7 separate regions of the Homo sapiens genome follow, and all the other regions are linked to region 1. A link is a loop called in an ENCODE intact Hi-C map of the cell type or tissue named here. Cell type or tissue: PC-9. All regions are shown on one strand.

Region 1 (4,000 bases):
TTAAAAATGCAGCATCTGGCCTGGTGAGGTGGCTCATGTCATTATCAGAGCAAGACTCCGTCTCTTAAAAAAAAAAAAAAAAGGAGAGCCTCAGATGCCATTTCCAGATATTCTGATTTAGTGAGTCTGGGGTGAGTCCTGTGAATCTTCGTTTTTCTTTTTTTGGCACATGGTCTCATTCTGTCATCCAGACTGGAATGTAGTTGCCGAAACACGGCTCATTGTAGTCTCAACCTCCTCAAGTGATCCTCCTGCCTCAGCCTCCCCCATAGCTGGGACCACAGGTGTGTGCCAGCACACCTGGGTAATTTTTTTAATTTTTGGTAGAGATGAGACCTCACCATGTTGCCCATGCTGGTCTCAAACTCCTGGGCTCAGGCCATCCTCCCTCCTAGGCTTCCCAAAGCAATGGGATTACATGGGTGAGCAGCCAAGCCCAGCCCAAATCTGTATTTTTCAATTTCCCTTCATTCTGTTGCTTAAATTTGGGAACCATTGATGTAATCCAACTCTAGCGTTTCCTTGTCACCCATCTCACAGGAAAAAAAGAAAAAAAGCCCTTAGGATCCAAGAGGGTGACTTGCCCGAGTCCTCCCAGTGGGTCAGCATCAGCATCAGGCTTGGAATGCATTTAGTGCTCTGTCTCAGGTGTGTGTGTGGCGCAAAGAGCAGAGGTGGGGAGGGGTTGTGAGTGGAATGGGGGTGAGCAGAGGATGGAGTCTTCGACTTGGAAGACAAATGTAAATGACCCTCTATGAGCCACGCCGCTTTGAACGCAACCCACTGGAGATTCTCGGTTCTCCTGTATCGATTCAGGAAAACTCCAAACAAGTCCACACTGGTAGCCACCAAGAGTTTCTTGAAAGAAAAGTACAAGCCGAGCCGGGCTCTGTTGGCGTCCCGTCGCCAAGGAGACGGGCCGTTGCATTCGTCCTCCAGGGGTGGTCTTGGTTTTCTTTCCTCTCCCAGTCTGCAACGCGGGGCCCAGGAGACGCCCTGAGGATCCCGCGGGGCTCCTGCATTGCTCCGGGGCTCTTTGCGATGAGGGGCCGGCGCGAGCGGGGCGCGCCTGGCTCCGGAGGGGTCCTGGCATCTGAGTTTCCCCCTCAGGATCCCGGTGGTGCGGCCCGGGCCGCCCGGCAGGCCCTTCGGAGCTCCAGGCTGTGCCCGACGTGGGGAAGCGCGCCCAAACCAGCCCGCGGGCCGGCTCCCCGGCGACCTCAAGGATGCCAGAGGCCAGGAGCTCCGGCCCGGACCTCACGCGATGGAGGAAGCAGCAGCAGCCTGTGCGCCGCACGGTCAGCCAGGTCTGCCCGCCCCCGCGGCGGCCCCTGACCGTGGCGGACATCCGTTCCGGCATGGAGAACGAGCGGCTGGGGGTCGTGCGGGACTCCATGTTTCAGAACCCTCTCATCGTCAAGGTGAGCACCCCACGCCCACCGCGCTTTCGCTGTCGCCGGCTCCGGGCACCTGCGCCGCCGGGGGTCCCCACCCGCAGCGCCCTGGCCCCGCGGCCCGGGGTCCGAGCGCAGCGTGGGAAGCTCCAGCTCTGGTCCAGACAGGCCTGGACCCCCATGCAGGTCGCGTCGCCTCTCTCAGCCTCGGTTTCCCCATCCTCACAGTGGGATGATAATGGCACCACTAAAGGGACTGATTGGGAAGATTGAATAGGGTAATTTCTGCGGGACCTCGGGACAGCGCCTGACATGGGGTAAGGCTGCAATGGGTGCTGCTGTGGTTTCCCACAGAGTGAACCCACAGGGTGACAGATAGGTCGCACACGCCCAGTCTAAGTCGTGGCTGCCAGCCCTCCCAGGGTAAAGGCCGCCTCTCCGGTTCCGCTGCACGCCTGGGGTACGTCTATGCAGCGGTGGCTCCGTGTCTGTCCTGGAAGCATCACGTCGAATGTTCATTTCCGTTCGATCATACTAATTTCTTACCCAAATTACAACCCTAAGAGAAAAAAAGCATAATCTTTGGCCTAGGAGGCTCCGCAGACAAGAATGAGGGAGCTGCGGTTTCGGGCTGGATCACTTTCCCTTCCATTACACTTCCCTCCTCCCCACCTTTAGCCTCGCTTCCCGCTGATGGGAAACCAACACTGCTGTGGCGGCCACACCTTCCCGGGGGCCACTGGAGAAGTCAGGCTGAGGCTTGGGGGTCAGGGAGCAAGCCTCGAGGCGAATTTATCTTGCGCCGCTGGAGGGCAGTGCGCCTTTAAAAATGCGCCCCGCGTCCCAGGTGCGGGAGTGGAAGGCGCAGGTGGTAACCGTGGATTCAACAACAATTATTTGTGTGACCGCCAGGCGCTGAGTAGAGCCCAGAGGTGGTGGTGGCGGTTTGTTTTTGTTTTGGGGAAAAGGGAACCCGTGCTAGAATTAACTGAGTTAATTGGCTCCTGGCAAAACATTGACTCCCTCCTCTTGCCTTCCCTAAACTCGGTCCTGAGAGGAGGAAGGATACTGCCTAGGCGCAGGCTGCACCTGGGGGAGGCTGGCTTCCCACACTCGTGCCTTTCCATCGAATAGGCTCCTTTCTTAGGCCTCTCAAAGTGGAACAAGGTCCTTCACTTACTTCTACGTGAGAAGAGCCACTCTGAGTGGACAGGCAGGACAGGCAGGTGGGGCCCATTATTCTTGGATGAAGGAGAGAATCACGTCCGCCACCTCTGACTACCTGCATTAAGGTTAGGTCGTTGCTTTTGTTCAAGTAGTTAGTAGTGAGCCAACTTCTTCCTACTGAAGTGTAAAGTGAGGGCGTATGGAGTTATTCTCCATGGTGAGTTAGTGTGTGGTGCCCACGCTGAGCAATATGTACACACACACACACACACACACACACACACATACATGCATATGCATTTGTGTATGCACCCATATAACATACCGTTTACATCTATCATATATACATGTATGCATATGTATAATATACATGTACATATGTGTAAAATGTATGTACATATATGTAAATTTCCCCCTTCTTTTCCTTTTTCCTTTTGCTTCCCCCGCCCCACCCAGCTATATCGAGGACAACATTTGGCCTCTGGATGGCACTAGCTAAACAGCTTCTAGGACCAATTCAATCCCTGATTTCTGAACCCAAGCTTAGGGTCGGAAAATGTACAGGAGGTGACTCACCCACGACTGGGGTTCTGTCTTCAGGGCACGAGATGCAGAGCAGGTCTGCCCTGGCCCCTGGTGACCATGCTGGAGCAGCAGGGACCCACGTCCAGGCTCGTGCTCTCTGATGATGGAGCCTGGGGTTCTCTTCTTCCACCAGGGACAGCCAGGGGGCAGCCTTTACCTCTGGCTTTCCTTCGTGGGTTCTTCGGGGTCTTTAAGGTACTTTCTGGAGCAGTTAAGATGACGTCCACTTTTCAGTATTTACCATATATAATATTAGAATATCTTATAACTTTAGAGGTCAAAACCTGACATAAATAAAAGTTGGCAGAGAAATTGACCGCAAAAGGGAACCTTGACTGTTATCTTTTCTGGACCCTTTTTGCAAATGAGCACACTGAAGCCACCTCTGTTGTTTTTTTTGGGTTTTTTTGTTTGTTTGTTTTGTGCTTTTTTTTTTTTGTTTGTTTGTTTGTTTTGCTCAAGGTTTTGGCAGAGATTGGGTTTGCAGCTTCGTTTGCTAACTCCCAGCCCAGCATTATTTTTACCACTTCAAACAGCTTCCTATATTAGTTTTTTTAAAAAAATTATGAAACAACTTTGGTGTTTTTGACTAAAGAAAAAGAGAAAATGGAAAATATGTGAGGTTGTGGAGCTTTAAGATTTTTTTCTTTTCATGTTATGGAAATTTCTACTGAGCTTGGCTTGTGGATTTCTTCATTGTGGCATGTCAGTTTCACCATCATAGATTTTCAGCTCCCCGTAGTAGTGTGTGCCTTTCCGCTATGTATGGTAGAGGTTGGGAGTGCACTCTGCCGTGGTGTCTTTAGGAGGGTGATTAGAACTAAAGTATATTTTGGTTTTGTCTAAGTCTGAAC
Region 2 (4,000 bases), 490 kb after region 1:
GAAGAGAAAGGAAACACTTTACACCTACTCTCTACCAACTACCATTAGGTGCTTTCAGTGTGAGTTAACTTCAAAGCAACCCAATAGGAGAAACAAGCTCACATGGTGGCTGGAAAGTGCTTGTATAGCTGGACCACGGAGTAGTGGGACTGCCGCTCCGTCTTTTAGGAAATAAGTCATCAAGCCATTCTCTATGCCATGCGGGAGACATACTGTCTGGGTCTGAAACGCTTTCCCCACTAAGGTCTGGCTCCCGAGCCCTGGCATACCTTTGTGGTATCTGAGTGCTTGTTCTGCAGTTGTTCCAAATAGAGCTCGTTGACCTCCCCAAGAACCAACAGCTGCCTGTTCAAGAACTCCATCTGCTGCTGGACCGACTCACTGTTTGAGAGCTAACCAAAAAACATGAGCAAAGTGAAAAATCCGACGACATAAAACTAGCACATAGACGTCATTAAACAGGGAATCAGCTAGGAGCACACTATTTCAATGTTAAGGCAAAATAAACCAGTCCCATGGGTTCACAGTCCCTGACATAATGGCAGGTGGGGAGGATGGTACCCAAGGACAACAAAAATAGACAGAAACACACTTCAGAACTGTGCTTTGCAAAGGGGACAGCACAAATGCAGTCCATCAAACTGACCACCCACAGAACACCTGGAGAAGGTGGACAGGTATACCACCAAGGCCCAGTGGCATAAAGCCCTAGGGAAAACTCACCGTTCTTGACAAAATGATGTATGAAGTGCAGTGATTCCCAAAGAAGGAGGAATCACGCTCAAAAACCTGAACAAACTTTTGACATTTATGTAAACAAGGTATGAAGAAAGAGTTCCATGGGATACACATAGAGCAGGGTTTAGGATGGATACTTCTTTGTTGCAGGGGGCTGCCTGTGCATTGTAGGATATTTGGCAGCACCCTGGCTCCTACCCACTGGATACCAGCAGCACCAAAAACATGAACCTAAAATGTCTCCAGACATTGCCAAATGTCAGGGACTATGGGGGCAGCAGAACCACTTCCTGTTGGGAACCCATGACACAGACACTCAAGTAATCTATTTCTTTAACCTGTCTGAAGGAAGAATGTTAGCAAATGGTGTTTCAGCAGATTCAGGTCTGCCTCATTTCTTCTTACCTTTTGGGAAACCTGACTGAGCAGCAGCTCAGTGTGACACACCTTGTTGTTGGCCTTCTTCAGTTCTATCCGCAGCTCCGCAATCATGTTCCTGCAGTCCTCCAGCTTCGTCTGCCCAAAGAGACGTGGACATGAAGTTTGAGGAACACCAACAGGCCAGATCACAGGCCTACCTAGCCACCAGCCCACAGAGGACTGGGAATGCCTTAGCTCAACGGCTCTACTTTCTTGGGCCCTCAGAATTTGATGTCTTAGTTTTAAAAAGTAAGTTATGGTTGATTTCTGAGTTCCTTACTGTTTAACAAAAGAAAAAAAGAGACCTTAGATCCTCAGTTCCCAAACTGTGCACCAAAGAGCCCTGAGGCTACACAGCAAACTCACAGGGATGCTGCAGAAAGATTCTGAATTTTCGAGGGAGACGCAGCGCCATCTGTTGGACACTCTGTGAATTACTAACTGGCTGGAAATGATGCTGTGTCTGTGGATGACGTCTTTGTGAAGCCGGGTTTTTTTGGGTGCAGTGATACAAAGCACCACAAGGAAAACCAGTGTGGAACAGGAAATGAGGGTGTCACTGTCCACTCTGATTTCAAGGTCTGAGATACCATGCAGTGCCCAATAGGTGCACACGAGGCATTAGTAATTGCAATTATTTTTTTAAAAATTAATTTATGTGTATTATCTGTGAACAGCTACTAAGTTCTTAGGACATTCGTACTCACTAAGTTATTCAGATCTACTTAATGAGCAGAACTGTTAACTGTTTCCTTTTGGCTGCAGAAAAAAAAATGACTGAGACACTAAGGGAGCTACTATATGAACCAACAAAGTTGGGGAACCTCTGTCCTAAGTAAGATTCACCTGCCATGAAGAATTTCTGCCATGATTTCAGAGAGAAAAGCATTCAGCTTAGTAAAGCTGAACAAGTCAAGGACACCCAGGGAAACTGACTGCCTCCCTCCCCACTGCTCTCCGGCATTCTCGCAGTTGGCTTTGCCTGGTGCTGCAGTTTATACCTGTAATTCCTGGCTCTGGTTGTAGAATTCCTCTCGGTCATGCTGCAGCTGTCTGATCTGGCTGTGGAGCTTGGTTACCATAGTGTCACGCTGCTCCTGGAGCTGATTGTATCTAGCTTGTTCTTTCTGCAGACTAACCTTCCACATCTGGATGTCCTTCTCTTGTAACTTCAACTGATCTTTCTAGCAGAGACCAGAAATGTCATCATTTTAGCTGTCTTCCAACACAGGCAATTTAACACACACTGCGAACATTTCATCTGAATAGTCATAAGCTACCCTGAAAATGTAACTAACTACAGACCAAAACTCTTAGAGCTCACTACTGTCTTACTTGGCCTTAGGTCAAGGTTTTCCAAATTTTACATTAAGCAAATGGATCTTAAGTTGCTTAAATAAATCTTCTCAGGGATCAGTTTGCTTCCAATACTTTCAAAAGTCTGACTACCAACACTGGAATAAAATCTCTCAAACATGGTACTAAGTTCACTGAAACGATGAGCATTTACTGAATGCTTGCAGTGTGCTGGGCGCTCAGCAAGGGCTTACCGACATAATTTCTTTTAACCATCACAACTTAAAGAGCAGGTGCTGCTATTGTTATTTCCATTTTATAGCATGGCTAACAGAGGCTTCAAGAGGCCACGTTACTTTTCTAAGGTAACACTGGTAGAGCCAAGATTCAAACTCCAGGCCTGACTGGCTTCACACCCGCTGTACAATACACGCTTCAGTTTTGTGCCATGAAATAGCTTTACAAGAGTTGGTTTTACATTTGGAGAAATAAAATCATCTTCTGACCCTTCATCATCATGGCCAGTTACATGCAAACATACACACACAAAATCACTTGTCCCCACGGTTTCTGAGAATTATGAGGGAATTCCGAGGTGTCACCATTCATGTCTTAATCTCAAGCGACCTGCCCAAAGGAGTGGGAAGGACTGGGAACTCTGACCTCCTCGGCTGCTGTGCTTTATAAGCTATCATGCTGACCCAAAACAAAACAAAAAGCAAGCTCCACCTGTCCCCTCCCCAGTCCTCACCATGGCAGCATTATGTTCCTCCAGAGCTGCTGCTTTGATCACCTTGCGGAGGAGCCGCCTGTTCCGGAGGGCATGCTGCTGCCTCTTAAAACGCTCATAGAGTAACTGGTTGTGCAGTAAAAGCAACTGGTCTCGGAGGGTGCGGATCTCATCTGAAGGAGGAGAGCCTGATTGTAAAGCAGAGGGAGGGTGGCAGAAATGCCTTTTACAGATGGTTCAATCAAGCCCCCTTCCCATGTGTTGTTAGCTTAACAAACACAATTCTTTAAAAACAAATCACCACTCTCTTTGCAAATGACCACTTGACTCCCAGCAACAGCAGGGGGGAAAGTATGGACTATGTGTCTCCCCCGTGAAGGAATGCAAAAGGTCATATCATGTGGGATGACTCTTTGAGAGCCTGCTTTCCTTTCCCCACAAATCTAGATCACGCATTTCAGATGCCCTGTTTCTCAAGACACTTCCTTCGCTGTGTGTTCTCCCCCAGGAAGATGCTTCACTCTGGTCTTCTCCAGGGAAGCCTGGCAGGAAGTCTGTATTTTGCACTTATACTCTCAAGCGCATAGTACTTGCCACTTTTCAAAAATAAGAAATGCTGACTTGGCAACACTTGAGATCCTTTAGCCAAGCAGATAGCCTGGCCGGAGCAATAGCCAAGGGGAGATCTGTTTCCCAGAGGGCACCTCCTTCAAGGACAGAAAGGGCAACAAGCAAGCAGGAACCATGTGGGCTGGATTTGGAGCTAAAGTAACAACTTTACCTCCAAAGTGGGTCCAGTCGACAGACTTGCTGGGT
Region 3 (4,000 bases), 160 kb after region 1:
CCTCTTCTCAAGCCCTCACCTGCCAAGACAAGCCCAAATTACAAGACAATTTTTTAGACTCCAGGCTAAGGGTCGATTCCATGGCTCTGCCCATTAAGTGTTAAGAACGACCTGTGTATTTGCTGCAGAAAGCATGACAGTGACGTGCTTTGAAAGCCCTCATTTTCTATTCCAAACATGAGTTTTAATTGCTCTTTTTGGGATGCCTGATGTCTCATCACGGCAGTATTATCTCTCTGGGACCTCTGACAGCAGGAAGAGCCAATGGTTCATTACTCGAGCCTGCCCCCGCCTCCTCAGTGCTGGGGCCCCGTCAATCAAGCAGGCCAAGTTGGACTCCTCCCCCAGGACTGACTTTGGAAGGTCAACCCACTCTGGAAAAAGCCTTCCAGGCCAGCGGGTAGACTGCTGAACACAGGCTGCTGAGCTTCTCAGCCGAATTCCTGGACACTTCCTCACTCGGTCTTTCCGTGTGTTCTTTGGATTCTCTCTGAAAATTTTATGCTGATCTATTTTAAATTAAAAATGCTATTTGTCATCCTCCTTTTGTGTCTCCATTTGAAAACCAGTGAGCAAATCAGCCTTAGAGACATCAAATGAGGGTGCTGCCACATAGAGACCTCTCAAGGTAAGCTAACCTCCAAAACATTCCAGCCACACCTTTTTTGAGGGAGGCAAATTTTCAAGTTTTAAATATCATTTCTAATCTAAGGGTTTTTTTTGTTTGTTTGCTTGTTTGTTTTTGAGACAGAGTCTCACTCTGTTGCCAGGCTGGAGTGCAGGGGCGCAATCTCAACTCACTGCAACCTCTGCCTCCTGGGTTCAAGCGATTCTCCTGCCTCAGCCTCCCGAGTTGCTGGGACTACAGGTGCGCACCACCACACCCAGCTAATTTTTGTATTTTTAGTAGAGATGGGGTTTCACCATGTTGGCCAGGATGGTCTTGATCTCTTGACCTCATGATCTGCCCCCCTCGGCTTCCCAAAGTGCTGGGATTACAGGCATGAGCCACCGCGCCCAGCCAAGGATTTCTTTCTTTTTTTTTTTTTTTTTAAACAGAGTCTTGCTCTGCCGCCCAGGCTGGAGTGCAGTGGTGCAATCTCGGCTCACTGCAAGCTCCACCTCCTGGGTTCACACCATTCTCCTGCCTCAGCCTCCTGAGTAGCTGGGACTACAGGTGCCCGCCACAACGCCCGGCTAATTTTTAAAAAATATTTTTAGCAGAGACGGGGTTTCACCATGTTAGCCAGGATGGTCTCGATCTCCTGACCTTGTGATCCACCCACCTCAGCCTCCCGAAGTGCTGGGATTACAGGCGCATGCCACCATGCCCAGCTAATTTTTGTATTTTTAGTAGAGATGGGGTTTCACCGTGTTGGGCAGGCTGGTCTCAAACTCCTGACTTCAGGTGATCCACCCGCCTCAGCCTCCCAAAGTGCTTGAATAACAGGCATGAGCCACCACGCCCAGCCCCCAGACTCATTTATCCAACTGCCCACTCAGCATCTCCCCTTGGGTGTCTGGCATTCATTGTTAACCACCATAGCCAAGGCAGACACTTGACTTTTTTTCTGCCAAACTTACTTCTCCCTCCGTCTTTCCCATCTCATAAGTAAGACCACCATCTACCCAGCTGTGGAAGCCAAAAGTCTTCAATACTCATTTTCCTTCATCCCTCCAATCTCCCAAGCAGGCAGAGTCTGAGTGGGCTGGCCCTGAGCAGGCGGTAGCACGCCATACCGCAAAAGAGTGCGAAGCACAGCTCTGCCCAGCAATTTCTGTGTGATCTTGAGCAACAGTCCTATCCTCTCTATGCCTCATCTCAGAGACAGGACCCCACGCATCACAGACTGTGTCTTCAAGCTAAATCAGGTGACCATTACATTAAAGAATGTGCATGACATGATTAGTACAGCAACTGGCACTTTTAAGCAATAGATTAATATGAATTATTATTTTTTTCTTATCACTGACTCACACTGCAGAGGCATCAACCAGAGCCCTGTGAGTGACTGAGGGACTGGGCAGGCCAGGACGCTCACGAGGACGGAGGGCTTTCATCCAGATACATCCAGAAGCTGAAGGATATTTTGAATCGAGCCCACTCTTTCGCTCTGAAATCCCCTACGGAAAGGGGAGGGGGCACATCAGGAGGCAGAAGAGTTTCCTGAAGAACCCAAAATTGGCCCCACTGTGGCAACAGAGATGCCCTCCCAGGCCTGCTTTTCCCCAGGACCTGGGCCGAGGCAGGCAGGACAGGCTCAGCTAGGAAATCTCTTTTGTTTCTCCAATCACTCCTTGCCCCATTTGCTGTGGGACCCGCTAGGGCTGTGGCAGATGCCCTGGAAGCATCACTCTGGGTGCTCTCTGGAGTCCTCCGGGTGCTCCCAGCCCAGGCCGGAAGCAGTGCTCACTGGAGAGACCCTCAGCTCCTTGTCCTACAGTGCCACCTGCTGGCGAGTCTGAGTCAGAGGCGGCGGAGATTCCCGGCCCTTCCCTCTCTCCTGGCGTCCTTCCCCCACCAAGCCTGGTTCTTCCCGCCTCATTGATTATCTGTGACTGCACAAAGCCCCGAGTCTGATTCTGGCCTGATTCTACTTTCTTGGGTATCCTGTCACCTCGGCCAAACCCCTGTCCTCACCTGAGCTGACCCTGGCTGGGGCAACTACCTGCCCTTTATGACCTGGATAGAGTCCCCACAGCGTCCAGCCTGGAAGGGCCTTGGGGATCATCTTGTTCGTCTCCCTCCACTGCCATTTCCTCAACTTCATAGGTGGAAAGTGGACGTGAAAGGAATCCTGAGTCCACTCACGAAGCCAGGGCAGTGAACTCTCCCAGGCCAGTGACGTCCACGACACGTTCCAGAGCCTGCCCCCCAAAACCCCTTCCCAATGAAAGATGGATGGAAATGGGGATAGCCTAGCTTTCCATCCCAAGTCCTCCCAGTCACGCACCAACAAATGCCGGGTGAGCGTGAGTGTCGTTGGAGGTATGACTTTGTGCCTCCGTTTTGGCTAATTTCCTCACTGGTTGGCAGTTAGGAACATTCTACCTCCTGGTTGACCTTCTTGGCAACACCTCATAGGAGGTTTAACCAAAGAGGTCCACAGGCACTGTTTCCACAGGCCTAGGGAGGCAGCTGGTCTGGGCCCTCACCTGGCCTGCTTGAAATTCTCTGAAGTCCCCTCCAAGGTAAGAGGGAGGCAGCACCACACTTATGTGCACCTGGCAAGGTGGACGGGGCAAGTGCAGGACTGGGTGCCAGAGCGTGGAGATGGAGCCGTTGGGAAGAGGACTCATGAAGATGGACAGGCTTAAGGACACCTGGAGACGAGGCTGAGTCTTCACCCACCACCATTTCTTGAGAAGAAAGGGCAGGCTGAGATACCGATTGCACAAAATCTTAACTGAAGAGGCTCCCACTCCTTGGATCTGTCTCCCTTGCATTTTTTTTTTTCTGATTTGTTCTTGAACTCTGGTTCTGGTGCTGTTGAGGTTCAGCTCTTGACTTCTATGGTGGCTGCCACTGGGCAGGAGGGAAGTGATCTACTTCCCAGCAAGGGACTGCAGACAGGGCCAGGAGGTCCCCCTTGGAACATCCAGGAGAAGATAAAGGGTGGTAGAGCTACTTAGCATCCATACAGTGGCAGGACAGACTTCCCGGATGAAAGGTCCAGCTCTCCTCCCACACTGACCCCCACTGGCTTCAGTCCATGGCCAGATTTTTAGAGCCCAAACTTCATTAATTCTGTCTCTCTCTCTAAGATATAACCATATAATTAATTAACAATTTCCTTGGTCAGAAGAGAGAAGGTGGTTCTGGAGTCTCACTGTTGTGGAGGAATGGTAGCCATGAGCTACCATAAGGCCAGCCATGTCTGCTGCCTGCCTAGCAGGGGGCTCCTGGAAGCACTGCTCATAGGCCACAGACCCAATTCTAGTCCCCAGGGAGGTCCCTGGATCCACACAGAGTTGGTTTGGCTTTTAATTCATCTATCCC
Region 4 (4,000 bases), 560 kb after region 1:
GGCTTGACTGGGGAGGTGAGGACCCACTGGGAGATTTGTACCCTCCTAAGGCTGGCTAATGAACACACACGCACGCATGCACGCACGCACGCACACAGAGAGAGAGCTTGTTGGGAAGAGCACAGAGTTGCATGCATCCATGGCCACGCTTCCTGATCTGTGACGTGCAGTGTGGTGCTCATCAGAAAAGGTTGGCCAGGGGGGTGTGTCTGTGCCCTAGTGGATCAGGCAGATTGCCCCTACTTATGTGGTTGACCATAGCGCCAGCCCTGCCTGGGGGTTGGTTCTTGGTTTTCCATCATATGCTCGGTAATTTCCTGCGGCAAAATGCTCCAAAAGACTAAGAGATGAGGCGTATAAAGCCCCTCCACCCTGTCTGGCCCAGGGTAAGCTTCAACAAACTTTCATTCGCTCCTCCTTCATCTCTGCAGCCTCAGAGTGGGATTTCTGTGAGTCTCTAGGGAGAACACCAATGCGGAAGTCATCAAGAGTTTATGGGGCGGTAACCAAATGTCAGGTGTTTCATTAATAATCAACCTGCCATGTAAATTAGCACCACTCACCTGATAAGAATCAAGCTGACATCACCTAACCCTAACCCTGCCGCAACTAAGACTGCTCTTAACCATCCAGTTAAAGAGAGAAAGGGCAGAGTTTTATAGTCAGCTGTTGAATATTTCTGCTGAGAAATAATAACTCACTATTTTGCCCAGGCCAGTCTTGAACTCCTGGGCTCAAGCAATCCTCCCACGTCAGTCCCCAAAGTGCTGGGATTATGGGTGTGAGCCACTGCGCCCGGCCCAGATGGACTTGTCAATCTTCTTGTTATTTCCTAAACTTAGAAGTGGGGCCCATGGGTTTGACACCCCTGCCAGGGTTTCTGGGGAGCTTCAGGCAGGCCTGTGGCCTGAACGCTGTCCTGTACTTCACCTGCACCCAGAGTCCCTGACTCCCACCCAAGTTCCCTGTGTCCCCCCCACACTCCTTCCATGCTTCTCTGAGGCACACCAGCCATCTCGAGAAGTGGATGCACCCCAAACCTCACCCCATGGCCTCCCACCTGAATACTGCCCTTCCCCATCTGAGGTTCCCTAAGACAGGAGGGTTGAAGGGACTTCAACTTCCAAGCTGGGGGAGTTGTCATCTGCCTGTGTGGTTACTCAAAAGCAAAGGGTCAATGTGGATTAATTTGAATTGAAAACATTATAAACACATACAAGTGGGAAAGAGAGACAGGAAAAGGGAAGCAGGGAGGAAAAGAGGGCAAGAGAGACAGAAGGAGAGACAGAGAAAGAAACAAGAAAAATAGACTTCAAAAACGTTACTGTTGGCCGGGCATGGTGGCTCACGTCTGTAATCACAGCACTTTGGGAGGCTGAGGCTGGCAGATCCCTTGAGGTCAGGAGTTCGAGACCAGCCTGGCCAACATGGCAAACCCCTGTCTCCACTAAAAATACAAAAATTAGCTGGGTATGGTGGCACGTGCCTGTAATCCCAGCTACTAGGGAGGCGAAGGCAGGAGAATCACTTGAACCAGGGAGGCAGAGGTTGCAGTGAGTTGAGATCATGCCACTGTACTCCAGTCTGGGTGACAAAGCAAGACTCTGTCTAAAAAAAAAAAAAAAAATTGGGTTGGGTGTGGTGGCTCACGCCTGTAATCCCAGCACTTTGGGAGGCCGAGGTGGGCAGATCTCATGGATTTAGGAGTTTGAGACCAACCTGGACAACAGAGCAAGACCCTGTCTCTACAAAATTTTTAAAAAATAATTAGCCAGGTGGCCAGGAGTAGTGGCTCATGCCTGTAATCCCAGCACTTTTGGAAGCCAAGGCAGGCAGATCACTTGATGTAAGGAATTCAAGACCAGCCTGACCAACATAGTGAAACCCCGTCTCTACTAAAAATACAGAAATTAGCTGGGCGTGGTGGCGGGCGCCTGTAATCCCAGCTACTCGGGAGGCTGAGGCAGGAGAATCACTTGAACCTGGGAGGTGGATGTTGCAGTGAGCCGAGATTGCACCACTGCACTCCAGCCTGGGCAACAGAGCTAGACTCCGTTTCAAAAACAAACAAACAAAAATTAGCTGGGTGTGGTGGTGTGTGCTTATGGTCCTAGCTACTCGGAAGGCTGAGGCAGGAGGATCACTTGAGCCCAGGAGGTCGTGGCTGCAGTGAGCCATGATGGAGCCACTGCACTCCAGCCTGGGCGACAGAGTGAGACTCTGTCTCAGTGAAAAAATAGTTAATGGGGATGGGACACAGGTGCATATTCTTCTTTTTCTTATTTCAACTCTGATCATATATTACTCTTGTAATTCAAACAGCATGTACCTGTACACAGATAATTATTTTCACTTTTTTCAGGCTGGTTTTTGTTCGAGGAAAGGTAGGCAGGAGTGCCACCGTGTGGTGGGATGGTGAATTGCTTCCCGTGTGGAGCGGAGCGCCTGGGTCGTAGGGTGGGGAGTCGGAGGGCAGTGCCAGCCCCGACGACAGGCAGGGTTTGCAAGCCGGGCTCCCGCACGTCGACTGCCTGCAGCCCCCGGTAAGGAGCCTGGACCTGGAAAGAGGTCCGTAGCCGCCGATGACCAGGTGGACGTTTCCTACTTGGCCTGCTGCCCACTGCTGTCCACCCTTCAGCGCACTCGCAGCGGGACAGAGCCAGCAGGCACTTTTCTGGCACCAAGATGTACATAGAGCAGACGAGCCCCAATGCCCAGCCGGCTCTCTGGGAGCCCCTGGAGGGCAGGGACCACCGGGTCCATTGTCCCATTCCCAGGACTGTTGGGTTCAGCTCATGACCGTCACATTCTGTGGCTGTCCTGGGCCAAGGCCAGAAGCTGCCCAAGTTCACACAGCCGATGCCTGGGAGTGTCGTAGCCCCGGTGCCACCCGGCACAGAACATTCACCCCCAATATCCCACGACCCCCGCACAGAGCTTCCCCAGCCCACCTGCACCTGCCGGAGCTGTCCTTATAGAGGGCCCGTGGCCCGGCCTCAGCAGTGGTGGTTCCCATGTATTCAGCCCTGATATGGTCCCTGCAGGCCAGCGTGTGTGCTGAGGCCCGGCCCACGCCCGTTGTCCACAGACAGAGGACCCCATGACGTTCCTGCCCTTAAGGAGCCCCCAGTCTCACCGAAAAGCAAGTGAGGCCCCATGAGTAACCGAGCAAGACAGGAATCCAAGGGTCGTCACGGGTGGGCCAAATCTGTAGACAACAGATGACTCCCTGGATTGTGGGGCGTCTGGGAGGGCTTCCTGGAGGCGTTGAGAGCTGGATTGAGCTGTGAAGGAGGGGGCTGAAGAGAAAGAACCATTCCAGACAAGGGGAACAGGTGAGGCAAGAAAGGACACAGCATATCCAGGTGATAATGAGAGGACAGTTAGAAGGTAGAAGATAGAAGCCATGGCTCCAAACGCCTCTCTGGCCTTATTCTGTTTAATGACAGCTGTTGTTCCTGCTCAAACCCACCTCTTCCTCTACACTTAAGCAACCTCATGGTTTTGGCGGGAAAGTCTGCCAGCCCCGGCCAATGAGAGGCCCATATCCCTCCCCCTGGGCACAATGATTGGTGCTGGATGTGCTTGTGACCAGGCTGGGCCAATCAGAGTCAACCCTAGCAATCTTTCTGAAACAATTGAGGAGGAATCTCTCTTTCCACTGGGGTTCCTAGGCCCAGAGATAAGAGCCGCATAAAGTGGGTAGAGATCATGGCGTGAGGATGAGGCCAACACAGAGGGAAGCAAAGCCGAGATGATGGAGAGAGAGTCATTCATTCATTCATTTATTCACTCTGTGAAGATATCATTAGTGTCTCCCAAACACTGTTCTAAGCCCTGGAGAGTCTAAGCCCTGAGCTGTGTGCCTGGAAAAACAGTTCCTGCTCTTGTAGCATGGACATTCCTTGTGGGAAGTTAGAGCAATAAATAAATGAATTAAAAGATAGGAAGATGGCCAGGCGCGGTGGCTCACACCTGTAATCCCAGCACTTTGGGAGGC
Region 5 (4,000 bases), 240 kb after region 1:
AACAAAACCCCAAACTCTTAATGTCCACAAAAATGAGTGGCATGCAGGTGGATGTATACTAAACCAGGGATGCTATAGAGCATTGGGTAGGTGGGAGTTAAGAAGTTGACAGCACTGTTACTAGCAACATCAGAAGGAAACCTGTTTGTAGGTTTAATATTTTAAAAAACAGCACCGTCTAGAGGTGACCGCTCCCCACTGACTCAATCTGTCCCTGTGCACCGGGACTAGGAAGCAGAGCCTGAGACAAAGCTCTCAGCAGGTTTAGAAGGACCCAGCCTTACTGAATAGGAAGGCAGGACACATTCAAGAAGGAAACAACAACCAACAAACCTCTTCCTACCTGGCCTTTTCTGATTTTCTCTTCTCTCCTCCCATTAACACTCCAGGCACAATCCAGGTGAAAGGCTACAGAAAGACAGCAGACCACAGTCAGTGCAAAGCCCCCTTTACTAACATCAGACATTGATTCCAAATTCCCTTTCCTTAAACAAGGCATGGGAGAAAACTGGTGCTTCTCATTGTATAAGGTGTTATTGTGCAGACACAATTCCTAGGCATTGCTACACCCATGTTCACTATCAGCAGTAACTTGAATTATAGGTATATAACTAGCTTCTACCACAGTGAGAGAGAAATGTGAGCTTCTTAAATCATTCAAGTAGCTTGCCTTTCTTTTCCCACAGAGCCTGAACTGAAAACACATGTCAGTAAGTCTACTGCCATTTTTGGGGTTAAGATAAAAACCCAAGCAACACCCTTCCCTACTCTCCACCCCTAATAAAAGAAAGGATGGATCAATTCATGATCCAATTTGGTGAGCTGGCTGGCTTTGATTCTGAAGCCTTCACTCTCCTTTCTTAAACAAATCCTACTTGCAGCTAAGTTGCTTTCTACTGGATCACCATCAGGCTGTACCTGTGAATTTCTGTATGTGGCTTGCTAGTGACTATGATGAACAAATTGCAGGACTTTATGCACCAGGAGTCACTGATAATTCAGCTAAGCTAGAAATTGGTAGGTTTAGATCAGTAAAAACCTATAAACTGCCTAGAGAGAGCAGAGATATCCAGGCAAAAGGAAATAATTCTTATCTCTTTGAAAATAAAGAATAGACTGTAGTATATTAAATCCTTCCTCAAAGTCAGCAAGCAAGATGAAATGGAACTCATGGTTTGCCTTACCTTAAGCAGTTTCTGGACAGTGTCAAAGCTTTGTAGAGCTAGCTGTAAAAATTTTAAAAGTTATAGATGATGAACAGGATCCCCCTTTTTTTTTTTTTAAAGACAATTTAATGTGATTAGGATCCAAACTTGGACCTCAAGTTAAGATTTAAGAAGAAAAAAAATCCTATACACAGAATCTAATATACCTTGTTCTTAGACTGGTTCTGCAACCTGTCAGTTTGGGCAAAGAGGGTAAAGACAACACTTCTATTTCTTGGACATACACAAAAATAGTGTTTTGTGCTCCCTCTGCTGGCTCAAATTCCCAGAGTGCCACACAGAGAAGTTCAAGTCTGTGGTGCACAAAAACGTAAGAGAATGAAACAAAGTAACCTGAATTTGACTCTCCTTAGAAAGAGAAAGAATATAATATGTACGCAGAGTAAACCACAATAGTGACGCAACAGGGTAGCCTCTGGGAACTTCGCTCTCAAGGAGCGATGACTGTATTCTACAACTGTGCCAGGATATCTGAAGCCTGGGAGATGGTCGCTCCTCAAGTTTATATCAATAAAACAAAAGCAAACCAACAGCTCCATTTGAGAACAAAGCAAGTGAAAATTAAAGTAGGCTACAACCATTAACAACCTTCAAAAATGCCTCATACAGAATCCCGTTCTTAAAGAACGTATATACAGTTTCCACATATTTAGTATTCATGAAGCATCCTCGAGAAGTAGCAAGTTTGCTGCTGTAAAAATTTTAATAGCTTCTGTGCCTGCTCCTTCATTGGACTGAGCTGAGATAGGGGACTGCAGGCTATATGAAAAGCTGACTTCAAATCATCTCTGTGATCAATTCTCTGTAAGGAAGTGATTAGCATTTGATATAGAAACCACATACCCTAATCTGAAGTTGCCTCTGTAGGCAAATAAAATAGATCAGATAGAAGAGATTTCCACCAAGAAAGAAAAAAATATTGAAAAGTTTAACTTTTAGGAACAAGTAACATTTTTGGTAGCAGTAGCTTCTTAAAAAAAATAAAGGTTCATTTTCAGAGCCAACTGCTTTTGGTTTTGAATAAAGTTGCTAAAAAATTGCATTTCTGTAGGTTTTTTTTTAGCAACTTAATTCAAAACCCAATTAAACAGACATTTAATAGTATCATTAGTTTCTAGACAATAGGAAAATACTTTTCCATACTTATGATTCTCAGAGACTACTTGAATTTTTCTCCTTGACAAGAACCAGAAGGATGGTTTCCAGGCAAATGGAACTGGTGTGCAGTGGCTTGTGCAGTAGGGAGAAACATGGTAAAACCACTTTTAAATTCAACGGGACATTAGTGAAAGCATGTGCTTAAAACTTGTCCCAAAAGGGAGCCTGCTTACCTCTCTCGTTGGCACGAGCACCAGGGCATAGGGGCCATCACTGCGCTGTTGACACACAGAAAAAAAATGCCATGAGCAGGATAAACAAAGGCAGACTCCAAACGGACAGGACACAGGGGTGGCCGGTTGTAGAACATCAGAAGCACTCTTAATGAAGAAAGGGACAAAATAAGGTTGCCCACTGATGTGGTCTGGCTGTGCCCCCACCCAAATTTCGACTTGCATTGTATCTCCCAGAATTCCCACATGTTGTAGGAGGAAGGGCAGGGGGGCAGGAGTGAGGTGGTAATTGAATCAGGGGGGCCGGTTATTCTCGTGATAATGAATAAGTCTCACGAGATCTGATGGGTTTATCAGGGGTTTCTGCTTTTGCGTCTTCCTCATTCTCTCTTGCTGCTGCCATGTAAGAAATGTCTTTCGTCCTCTGCCATGATTATGAGACCTCCCCCAGCCATGTGGAACTGTAAGTCAAATTAAACCTCTTTGTCTTCCCAGTCTCGGGTATGTTTTTATCAGCAGTGTAAAAATGGACTAACACACCCACTAACCCCATTATTCTAGAATACTGTTCTAGAGGTCCTGGCCCATACAATCAGACAAGAAATATGATGTATAAAATTAGAAAATAGGAAACAAAATTATTGTTAGCAGATGTTATTTTATCTTACAAAAAAAAAAACCATAAGAGAACTAATGTAAAATCTATTACAAACAAGATAATTTTGTCAAGCAGCTGAATGCAAAATTAACATATAAAAATCAATAGCCAGGTGCAGTGGCTCACGCCTGTAATCCCAGCACTTTGGGAGGCCAAGACAGGCGGATCACTTGAGGTCAGGAGTTTGAGACCAGCCTGGCCAACATGGTGAAACCCCGTCTCTACTAAAAATACAAAAATTAGCTGGGCATGGTGGCGGGCGCCTGTAATCCCAGCTCTTCGGGAGGCTGAGGCAGGAGAATCACTTGAACCCAGGAGGTGGAGGTTGCAGTGGGCTGAGATCGCACCATTGTGCTCCAGCCTGGGCAACAAGTGAAAAACTCAGTCTCAAAAAAAAAAAAAAAAAAAAAAAAAAAAAAAAAAAAAAAAATTTCAACAGCCTTCCAATATAAAAAGTTAATAGCAACAAAAAAGATAAAAGGAATATAAGCTTAGCAAAAAATATACAAAATCTATATGAAGAAAATTTAAAAACACCTCTGAGGGGCATAAAGTAAATTTTGAATAAATGGAAGGATACACCCTATTTCCAGATAAGAGGATGCAATAGTACATATAAGCTAATTCTCTCTAAATCACTCCATAAACGTAATGTGATGCTAATAAAAATGCCACAAATGTGTATATATAAAATAACATATATAACCAAACAACCTGATTTGAAAGTTCATATGGAAAAATAAATGTACAAAAATAACCAAGACATTTATGAAAAACATCAGATG
Region 6 (4,000 bases), 390 kb after region 1:
CCAAACCCACCCATGTCTCCTGTCCCAGCCTCTCTGAGGCTCGGTGTCTGTTTTGCTGTGGCTTGTTTGGATTTTCCTGCCAGCTATGGACTCACGTTTCCAGCCCCACATGGTCTGACTGGCCAGCTCAGCACAAAGCTGAGAACAAGCTGCTCCTTGGTTCACTGTGCTCTGCCAGAAGTTTCGAGTCCTCTTGATAATGCTGTCCATTTACCCTTTCTCCTCCTCTCAGACAGAGATTTTTCAGTGCGGTCTAAAGTCTTTCACCATTAAGTCAGATGCCTCAGGCTTGATTTCTGGGCTTGACAGTTAACATCTCACCCTTCATACAAAGCTACCGCCAAGGGTTACCTCTCTGGAGTGTTCTGTCAGCCCTAAATTTAGCCAACTGCAAGATATGAGTATCTCATTATTTCATAAGGCCACACCACATGGTTTCGTTTGTTTTTTTTTTTTTTTTTCTCAAGATCTTCCATAAAAGATGGCAGTCCTCAAGTTGACCTCCAGGTTATTAAAATCTCAATCCATTTATTCCCCGCGGGGCTGGGTGTGCTTGGCCCTTGGCATGGGGGTAGATGGGGATCCATGGTGGCAAGTGGGATGCTCCCAGGCCTCCACTCCCCACCGCGGGCCCGTGTCCCACCCTCCTGTCTCGAAGGGGAAGGAGTCCTGTCTAAAGGCCCAGGATCCCATTGGGCTCCCTCCCGCACAGCAGTTCCACGGCTCCGGACAGGAGTCCCGACACCCATGAGATGCAACTGGGCAGCACTGACTCCTCCCGGGCTGCAGGTCTGGCTTCAGTCACCCTCGGTCACATCCAGCTCCAGAGCTGATGGGTGTGAGTAGGGAAGGGCTCGGAGAGAGCACCCAGGCCAGCTTGCGGTTTTCCAGCAGGCACCAGAGGCCCCTCCTGCTGCGCCACGCCGCCGCCTGCTGTCCGCACCGCAGAGCCAGCCCTGCAGGGACCTTGGCTTTCTGCCCATCAGTTATTGTTGAGGGAGAAGATATGAGGGACACTAAGGTTTCTGGGGCTGGCATATAAAGATAGGACAAAAAGTGGAGAGAAGGAAATAGCTCCTTCAGCCAGTGGCTTAAAGATAAAAAACATGCTAAGGTTGATTGCTAGACTCACGACAAGCCATGTGAGCCTCCTTGGCACCCTAGGGCAAACAGGAAAGAGCTGAGTGCCTCCCCACACACCCTTGCACATGCCCTGCACACGTCACCCCTCCATGCACACTCATAAACGCCCCCACACACTACATACATGTCTACACACACGACACCTGACACACTACAACACACACAGGCACGCACACACACAGACATGTGCTCATGCACTCAGCTACAAACACACACACACACACACCACACACCCCCACACCCCTACACCCCACCACGTGCACAACACATACTGTATACCCACCTATCCACACATAGTACACGAAGCACACACCCTCATTACACAAACACATCTAGCAAACACACCTACATACCTACACCGCACCCACACTGCCTCTCCTCATCCCTCACATTCGCTTCAAACTGCCCGGTGTAACTTCTTTCCTTCTTCAAGCCCTCCTTGAAATTGATGTCAAGATGAGCATCAGTGTTCATGGGGGAGGCTGGCATTTGCTTCTCTTTCTCCTGTGGTCCCTGGGTCCCTGGGTCCCGCCCCTCCTGAAGGATCCCAATAGGACCCAGGAGGTCCAGGGAATCTTACAAAAGGAACAGGACTGTGGAGGAGGAAAAGGGGTTGCTTTTGGTTTTGTTTTTTAATTTCCATTTCACACAACCTGGTGCCTGAAAGAAGCGGGGCTCGCATCCCGCCAGGGGCTCTACTCTAGGCTGCTGGGAGGTTTGCCCAGGCCCTGACTTAATTCAAGGAAAGCCGAACGCCTCCCATCTCTGGAGGCCATCACTCTCGGGATGGCACTGATTCCCGGCAGCTGGGCCTGCAAGCCCGTCTCGCTGCCGTCACCAGAAATCCTGCGTGCCCTGAAGGCCCTGCAGCGCCCCAGTGCCAGGACCTGGCGCCAGGTGTTTCTGTTGGTGATGCCGTTTGTTTGTTATTTACTACCACCTGCTGGTGAAACATGGGTTCTGCATCCCCCAAGTGAACGCCGCCAGCAACGCACAGAACATTTCCAAACCCTGGAGAAGAGAATGAGGAGAAACTGGGATTGTTCCATCGGCCGCACCCTGCAATTCCTAAGGGAGGGTAAGGCCACTGGATCTAGCTTGCTCTTTGGTAAACTCAAGTCAATTGCCCCAGACAAACCCCCATCTGGCCGGGCCTTGGTTCCCCAAGTAGGAGATGAAACAGATGCCTTCCATGGTTTTCTTAGACGCCAACCTTTCTACTCTAATATCTCTACTGCTTAACAACGTTTAAAATTGCCTGGCAGACAATGGCGCCAGGAAATAACAATGTGTTAATACTGGATTTTCTTTCAAGACCAGAGAAGTCAGTACATCAGCCCTGGGTGCCCTGCAGACTAGGAGGCCATGTTGTGCCCCTCCTCCCTTGGAGAGGGCCACCCACTTTCTGTCACTCTCTTCTTTACCATGTCTACTCAGGCAAAAGGCAAAGACAAGACTGAGGTGCCCACACGGCATTGACACAGCTACCTGAGGGGCAGAGATGCCCAACAGTGAATATTTCAGTTTGTCCTTTTTTTTTTTTTTTTTTTTGAGACGGAGTAGTCTCGCTCTGTCGCCCAGGCTGGAGTGCAGTGGCGCGATTTCGGATCACTACAACCTCTACCTCCTGAGTTCAAGAGATTCTCCTGCCTCAGCCTCGTGAGTGACTGGGATTACAGAAGTGCGCCACCAGGCCCGGCTAATTTTTTTTGTATTTTTAGTAGAAATGGGGTTTCACCATGTTGGCTACGCTGGTCTTGAGTTCCTGACTTCAGGTGATCTGCCTGCCTCGGCCTCCCAAAGTGCTGGGATTATAGGCATGAGCCACCACGCCTGGCCAGTTTGTCCCTTTCAAATGAAGTTTTAGGTGACAAAAGAGACCATTCAAAAATAGACATTCTTCTATAAACAACTGGTACATCACTTAGCAAATTAGTAAAACTTCTCTATTGGAAATGCTCGGCTAGCCACACTGTGCAGAATGATTTGACAATTTTTATTTTAAAGTACATTTTTACATCTTTCAATGGAATATGAAAGTATCTGGGAAAATGAGCAGAGGTCGGCCAGTCTGCATGTGAACTGGATTATTTTAAAGAGTGATGTATTCACTAAGTGTACACTGCAGATCAAAGCATTTAAGGAACACGATTTTCCTTCCATTTTAATGAATTCAGGGCTTAGAACCAGTTTTTTCTCCCACATCTCAAGGGCAGCAAGGATGCCATAGCCCACGAAATCTGGGAGAAGAAAGTCAGCAGCAAACAGAACCATGAGCCCAGTTTTCTGGGAGGGAAAAGATATGATAGTATATTGACTCACCAAGCATGTATGCTACAGTGCATATGATGAGCCTGGCCCTGTTCTAAGCATGTCTTTGTTCTAATACAAATATTAATTCATGTAGTTTTCTCCCTATGAAAGAAGTAGTCACAGTATCCCATTTTACAGATTAGAAAACTAAGGCACAGGAAGAGGAAGTGACTTGCCCATGGCCATACAGCTCACAGGTAGTGGAGCTTGGATTTGCATCCAGCCAATCCAGCTCTGGGGCTGCTTGCTGCCACCTGACTTTTAGGAGGACGAGCACTGTGACGATGAGGACTAGAGGCCCAAACTCTGCCCTGCGCTCTGCATTCCACTTGCAGCCTGCCTTTGGGCGACTCATTTTACCTCCTAGCCAAGGCTTCCTCCTCTTCATGGGGACAAAATTGGGCTCCAAAGCCACGGAGGTATTGGTAGGCCCCTGTGTGGCACCCGATGTCGCCTGGGGATCCAGCTCCTGAGGGCTGCTTAGGCTGTGGCTGCCTCCCAGGCACGTGGTGCAGCCCATCCTGAACAAAACTAAAATGTTCAC
Region 7 (4,000 bases), 96 kb after region 1:
TGCATTTCAATCCCAAAGCCTCTGTGGCTTGCAGGAAGTGGAGACCTGAGGAGTTATCTGGAAAATGGGGGTTGTGTAGACATGGGGGCAGACTGGGGGCCGTGTAGACATAGGGTCAGTCCTGGGGCTGTGGCTAAATCAATCCACAGAGGAGTTTGGCTGGTACAGTAATTAAAGGAAAAAAAAAGGTTGAGTTGCCACATTTTTAAAAAGTCAGGAGATTTCATATAAATACCTGAATTTTCCATTTCCCTTGAACAAACAGAAGCCTGGGCAAGTGGATCTGCGCTCTGCCTGGCTCCTGGGGCTGGGGCTGAGGGGCAGCATCCCTTTGGACAGAATCCATGGACTGTTTATCCCAGTCCTCACCCAGACTGGCTTCTCTCATTTTTGTTACCTGCCTAGTCCAGGTAGGCACGGAGTTTGGAACCCCTGGTGTAGACGGATTGTCTCGATCCCTCAGCTAACGGCAGCCTCTTTGTGTCCTCTGATAACAGTATGAGCCACCGCTAACAAAAGCTGCTCTGCATCGATCTTAAACGTGGCAGGCATTTTGCACACATAATTGCTAACCCTTATGTCCTTCCTATGAGACAGGTATCATTCTGCACACTTCACAGGCCAGGAAAGGGAGGGCAAGGGCCCTCCCCGAGGCGTTACGGTGCAGAGCCCGGATTTCTATCCAGTCTGGCAGCTGGCTTTGAAGACCACACCTCTAGGATCAGGCAGCTGGAAAGAGCCCCGGCATTCTCTCGCTGCTGTTTCACTGTCAAATCCCAGAATTCAAGTCAGGGAAGAATTTTAAATTCTCATTACCAGCGTGTAAGGCCCTAACACAGATCTCAAAGCATGCTGCCACCCAAGGTCCGGAAACAGATATGTCTGGAGGCCAGATATGTAACTATTAAAGACACACTTAATTATTGATGCACTTTAATAAGTGTTTGCAAATGTTCGCATGCCCTCGGCACATCTTAATTGTTACTGCTCCTAATTGGCCCGGCACTGTCGATTATGATGAGTCAGGGATGGCGGGGAGGGGAGGAGCAGGGAGGGCCCGGCAGCAGCTGGCGCTCCTGGTGGACTCTGGGCACCCTGGGCTCTGCCGCTGTTCTGCTTGGGAGCCTGGGCCACAGTCAAGACACAGATGCCAGCAGGAACATCCATCACTCAGTCAACCAGCAAGCAGCCCCTTGCGCATCAGTGTCTCACATGGGCCAGATGGAAGGTGGGAAGACCCTACTTTGCACTAACAATGGCAACTATGTGTTATTATTACTACCTCAGGTCAGACACTGCCGAGGTCCTCAGGAGCATCCTCATTAACTAACTCTGAATAGCTCAGTGAGTACAAAGTTAGCTCAAGTGAGTACAAGGTTGGAATGCTTCTATCCCCGTTTTACAGAAGAAGAGACAGAGGGTCTGAGAGGTCAAGTCATTTGGCTTCTGTGCAGTGCGAGGAGGATTAGTGTGGCCTGAATGCCTATGACAGTGACCAAGGGTCTGATCTGCCTCCCTAACACAGGGGTAGAGGTGACACGGGCAGGGACTCTGCTCATGTTTTTCCAGCACTAGAAGGGGGATGAGACAGGATTCTGTGTAAGGCCATCCTGTCTGGATTTTTCTTAAGGCTTTAGAACTTAATCTGAACAGACCCAAAGAACCTGCTGAGCTTCTCCTTTCTGGGTCACTTCCTTCCCTTTCACATTCAGCGGCAACCACTTCCTGATAAACTCAAACTTCTTGTCAGGGCATCCAGAACTTTCACCACGCTGGATGCTCCAGGCCTGCTTTTCTCACGCCAGGATCTGTGGTGCTGACCACAGTGCCTTTGCGGAGGAGGCCTTCGTGGAGTTGCTGAATGAGTGCATGAACAAATGGCCACATTGGGGTCCAGATATAAAGCCAGTTGCCACGTGCAACCTGAGTAGCATCCTTAGATCAGCACTAATTAGCCTGGTCTACACCCCCAATCCTGGTGCAGAAAGCCTTCAGACCATGGAAACATAAGAAACATCAGATAAGCGGGAAATGCTGCTGGCCCAGCCTTCTGTCTGCAGCCGCTGCTGGTCCTGCTATCAGATGCATCATCAGCCTGACGCTGACAAATGTGAAGGATGCAGGAAATTTTACAGGCTGTTAAAAAAATGTTTGCTGCCTGACAGGTTTTTTTGAATCTCTCTGCCAAGCTGATATATTTTACAAATTTACAGTGGGCCCATCAATCACTCTGGGTGATTTTGTTTCTCCTGGATCCGATGGCCAAAAAAATCCAAGCCACCCACCCAAGCTCCTATAAAATAATAATAAGCCCTTTCCCCAGCAGCCATCCCAGAGATCCGAGGCAGTTTCTGAAGGGCGAGACCACGTCTGCATTTATTGGTGTCCTGAAACCCGGCTGAATGAAACCTGGTCTGACCACAAGGGGGAGCATGTGGATCTCGCAAAGATCCCCGGGCCTCAGAGAGGGCCTGAAATGTACATTGCCCCCTGCAAAGCCAAGTTTCTCCTGTCCCCCGCATAATCTGCTCCCTGGCACTGACTGCGACTGTCGTTAATACTCCTCTGCTGTATGTCAGGTCCCAGAGCGCAGGGAGAATGTCAGTTTCATCCATCGCTGCATCTTCAGCGTCCAACACAATGCCTGGCACATAGTGAGCACTCGAATATAGTCTGGGGCCCTTTAAGACTTTGAGACAGTTATCAGAAGCAAAGAGAGAGTCCATCTGAGACCCAGAGAGGGGACGTTAAAGCCAGAGATGACACTTCATAGACTCCGCTGTGATCCCCGCCCCCCGCGCCGCCGACTGATGTCATGAGTCTGCAGTGCAGTGATGCTGCCTCAGAGAATGAATGTGTTCCTCAGCCATGTTAATAGAGGTAGCAAGTTCAGAACAAAGGAGGTGACCTCCTTGCTCTTTTCAGCTGCTCAGGCCATACTTGTAGTATCAAGCTCAAGAATGCAGGACATCATACATTCAAGGGAAGGTTCATAAACAGGAAATCGTCTAGAAGGGAGCCGTCAGGATGATGGGCGGGAGAGGGGGAGGGTGTCTACTGTGTACAAAGAACAGGAGAAGAGATGAGGTCCTCCTAGCTGGACGTGAAAAGATGCCGCAGAGACACAGCAGCTGTCTATAACCATCTGAAGCCCTGGGATTAGGACAGTGGGGGGGTTTTGCTCTCAGAGGCTTCAGAGAACAAAATGAGGACCAGAGTGTGTGTTGGAAGGGGGCAGTCCTCATAGCTGTGTGTGTTCAGAATGTGTGTTGGAAGGGGGCAGTCCTCACAGCTGACACTTTCTGGGCCCCCACTGAGTGACCGCTGCGTCCAACACTGAGCCCTGTACCTCATCTCATTAAATACAACTCTACCAAGTAGAGACTATCATCCCTATTCTACAGATGGGGAAACTGAGGCTCAGAGACAGTCACTTGCCCAAAGTCTCCTGGCTAGTTGGAGGCAGCACCAGGATTTGAGCCGAGTCTCCCTCCAGGGCGGCTGTTCATATCCACAGGCCGCATGCTTCCAGGAGGCAGAGCAAGGCCCTGGGCGAGGAAGTCATTTCTCATCCTGAGCTCCGTTCACGTTGGTGCCAGTGGCCTGGTGCGGAGGTGAGTCCTCAGCAGCGAGATGGCGGCTACGAACAACAGTTACAGCAATGAACGGCCAACGCTGATGAGCACCTACTGGGGCCTGGCTTTCCACAGAGCAAATGGATTAATCCTCACTGCAGCCCTGTGCAGCAGACGCCCGTCACCTCTATTTATCCATGAGAAAAGGGAGGCATGGTGAGGTTCTGTCCCTCAGCAAGAGGTCACAGGTGGCGAATGGAGGTGTGGGGACTCTGTCCAGGCAGCTTACACCAGGACCCTAGCCCTTAGCGGCCTGAACAGGTTCTTTTGGGAGGTGGAGGCACTGGCTGGCTGCCCAGCCCGGGCTACCTCTGCTGGGGCTTTGGGAGCCCCCTGAACTGAGTCCGACAGGGGTCCCCTGCTCC

Evidence for each region. Peaks named below come from ENCODE experiments on the same cell type or tissue, not always from the same donor. Only the 100,000 strongest peaks of a DNase experiment are listed, where the experiment ranks them.
Region 2: it touches region 1 in a loop (4-fold over the local background); 13 of 110 quality-filtered maps call a loop at or near these places.
Region 3: a loop joins it to region 1, with 12 times the contacts of the local background. A loop is called at or near these places in 72 of 110 quality-filtered maps.
Region 4: it touches region 1 in a loop (24-fold over the local background); 15 of 110 quality-filtered maps call a loop at or near these places.
Region 5: a loop joins it to region 1, with 26 times the contacts of the local background. A loop is called at or near these places in 17 of 110 quality-filtered maps.
Region 6: it touches region 1 in a loop (28-fold over the local background); 68 of 110 quality-filtered maps call a loop at or near these places.
Region 7: a loop joins it to region 1, with 6 times the contacts of the local background. A loop is called at or near these places in 33 of 110 quality-filtered maps.

What each region holds. Positions count from the first base shown.
Region 1 is chr9:132,409,046-132,413,045 of GRCh38, forward strand. CFAP77 (cilia and flagella associated protein 77) reads left to right here and starts at 1,166. Exons shown (of 6, transcript NM_001282957.2): 1 at 1,166-1,421. The coding sequence starts at 1,227. It overlaps LOC105376304 (a long non-coding RNA gene), which reads left to right and starts at 1,596. Exons shown (of 3, transcript XR_930405.2): 1 at 1,596-2,686. RefSeq lists a silencer at 2,274-2,323. In PC-9, CTCF peaks have their summits at 2,219 (motif pointing right) and 2,418; a DNase peak (open chromatin) is centred at 2,216; H3K4me3 peaks cover 323 bases; H3K27me3 peaks cover 3,320 bases.
Region 2 is chr9:132,900,446-132,904,445 of GRCh38, forward strand. TSC1 (TSC complex subunit 1) reads right to left here. Exons shown (of 23, transcript NM_000368.5): 16 at 3,966-4,000; 17 at 3,206-3,372; 18 at 2,160-2,342; 19 at 1,144-1,254; 20 at 270-392. Among named protein-coding and RNA genes, the nearest start is that of SPACA9, 24 kb to the left of the region's middle. RefSeq lists an enhancer at 3,109-3,793. In PC-9, CTCF peaks have their summits at 1,570 (motif pointing left) and 1,769; a DNase peak (open chromatin) is centred at 1,656.
Region 3 is chr9:132,572,777-132,576,776 of GRCh38, forward strand. CFAP77 (cilia and flagella associated protein 77) reads left to right here. Exons shown (of 6, transcript NM_001282957.2): 6 at 1-543. Among named protein-coding and RNA genes, the nearest start is that of BARHL1, 7.8 kb to the right of the region's middle. RefSeq lists a silencer at 2,464-2,533. In PC-9, CTCF peaks have their summits at 2,415 (motif pointing left) and 2,623; a DNase peak (open chromatin) is centred at 2,425; H3K27me3 peaks cover 3,106 bases.
Region 4 is chr9:132,970,363-132,974,362 of GRCh38, forward strand. It overlaps a transcript of GFI1B not described here. Among named protein-coding and RNA genes, the nearest start is that of GFI1B, 6.3 kb to the right of the region's middle. In PC-9, CTCF peaks have their summits at 2,416 (motif pointing left) and 2,616 (motif pointing left); no DNase peak of the experiment used is centred here; H3K27me3 peaks cover 1,605 bases.
Region 5 is chr9:132,649,891-132,653,890 of GRCh38, forward strand. DDX31 (DEAD-box helicase 31) reads right to left here. Exons shown (of 20, transcript NM_022779.9): 7 at 2,558-2,602; 8 at 1,185-1,226; 9 at 344-408. Among named protein-coding and RNA genes, the nearest start is that of DDX31, 18 kb to the right of the region's middle. In PC-9, a CTCF peak has its summit at 1,526 (motif pointing left); a DNase peak (open chromatin) is centred at 1,511.
Region 6 is chr9:132,798,246-132,802,245 of GRCh38, forward strand. The region is part of intron 10 of AK8 (adenylate kinase 8); the gene reads right to left. Among named protein-coding and RNA genes, the nearest start is that of AK8, 78 kb to the right of the region's middle. In PC-9, CTCF peaks have their summits at 2,103 (motif pointing left) and 2,309; a DNase peak (open chromatin) is centred at 2,066.
Region 7 is chr9:132,505,416-132,509,415 of GRCh38, forward strand. The region is part of intron 3 of CFAP77 (cilia and flagella associated protein 77); the gene reads left to right. Among named protein-coding and RNA genes, the nearest start is that of BARHL1, 75 kb to the right of the region's middle. In PC-9, CTCF peaks have their summits at 2,430 (motif pointing right) and 2,631; no DNase peak of the experiment used is centred here; H3K27me3 peaks cover 2,652 bases.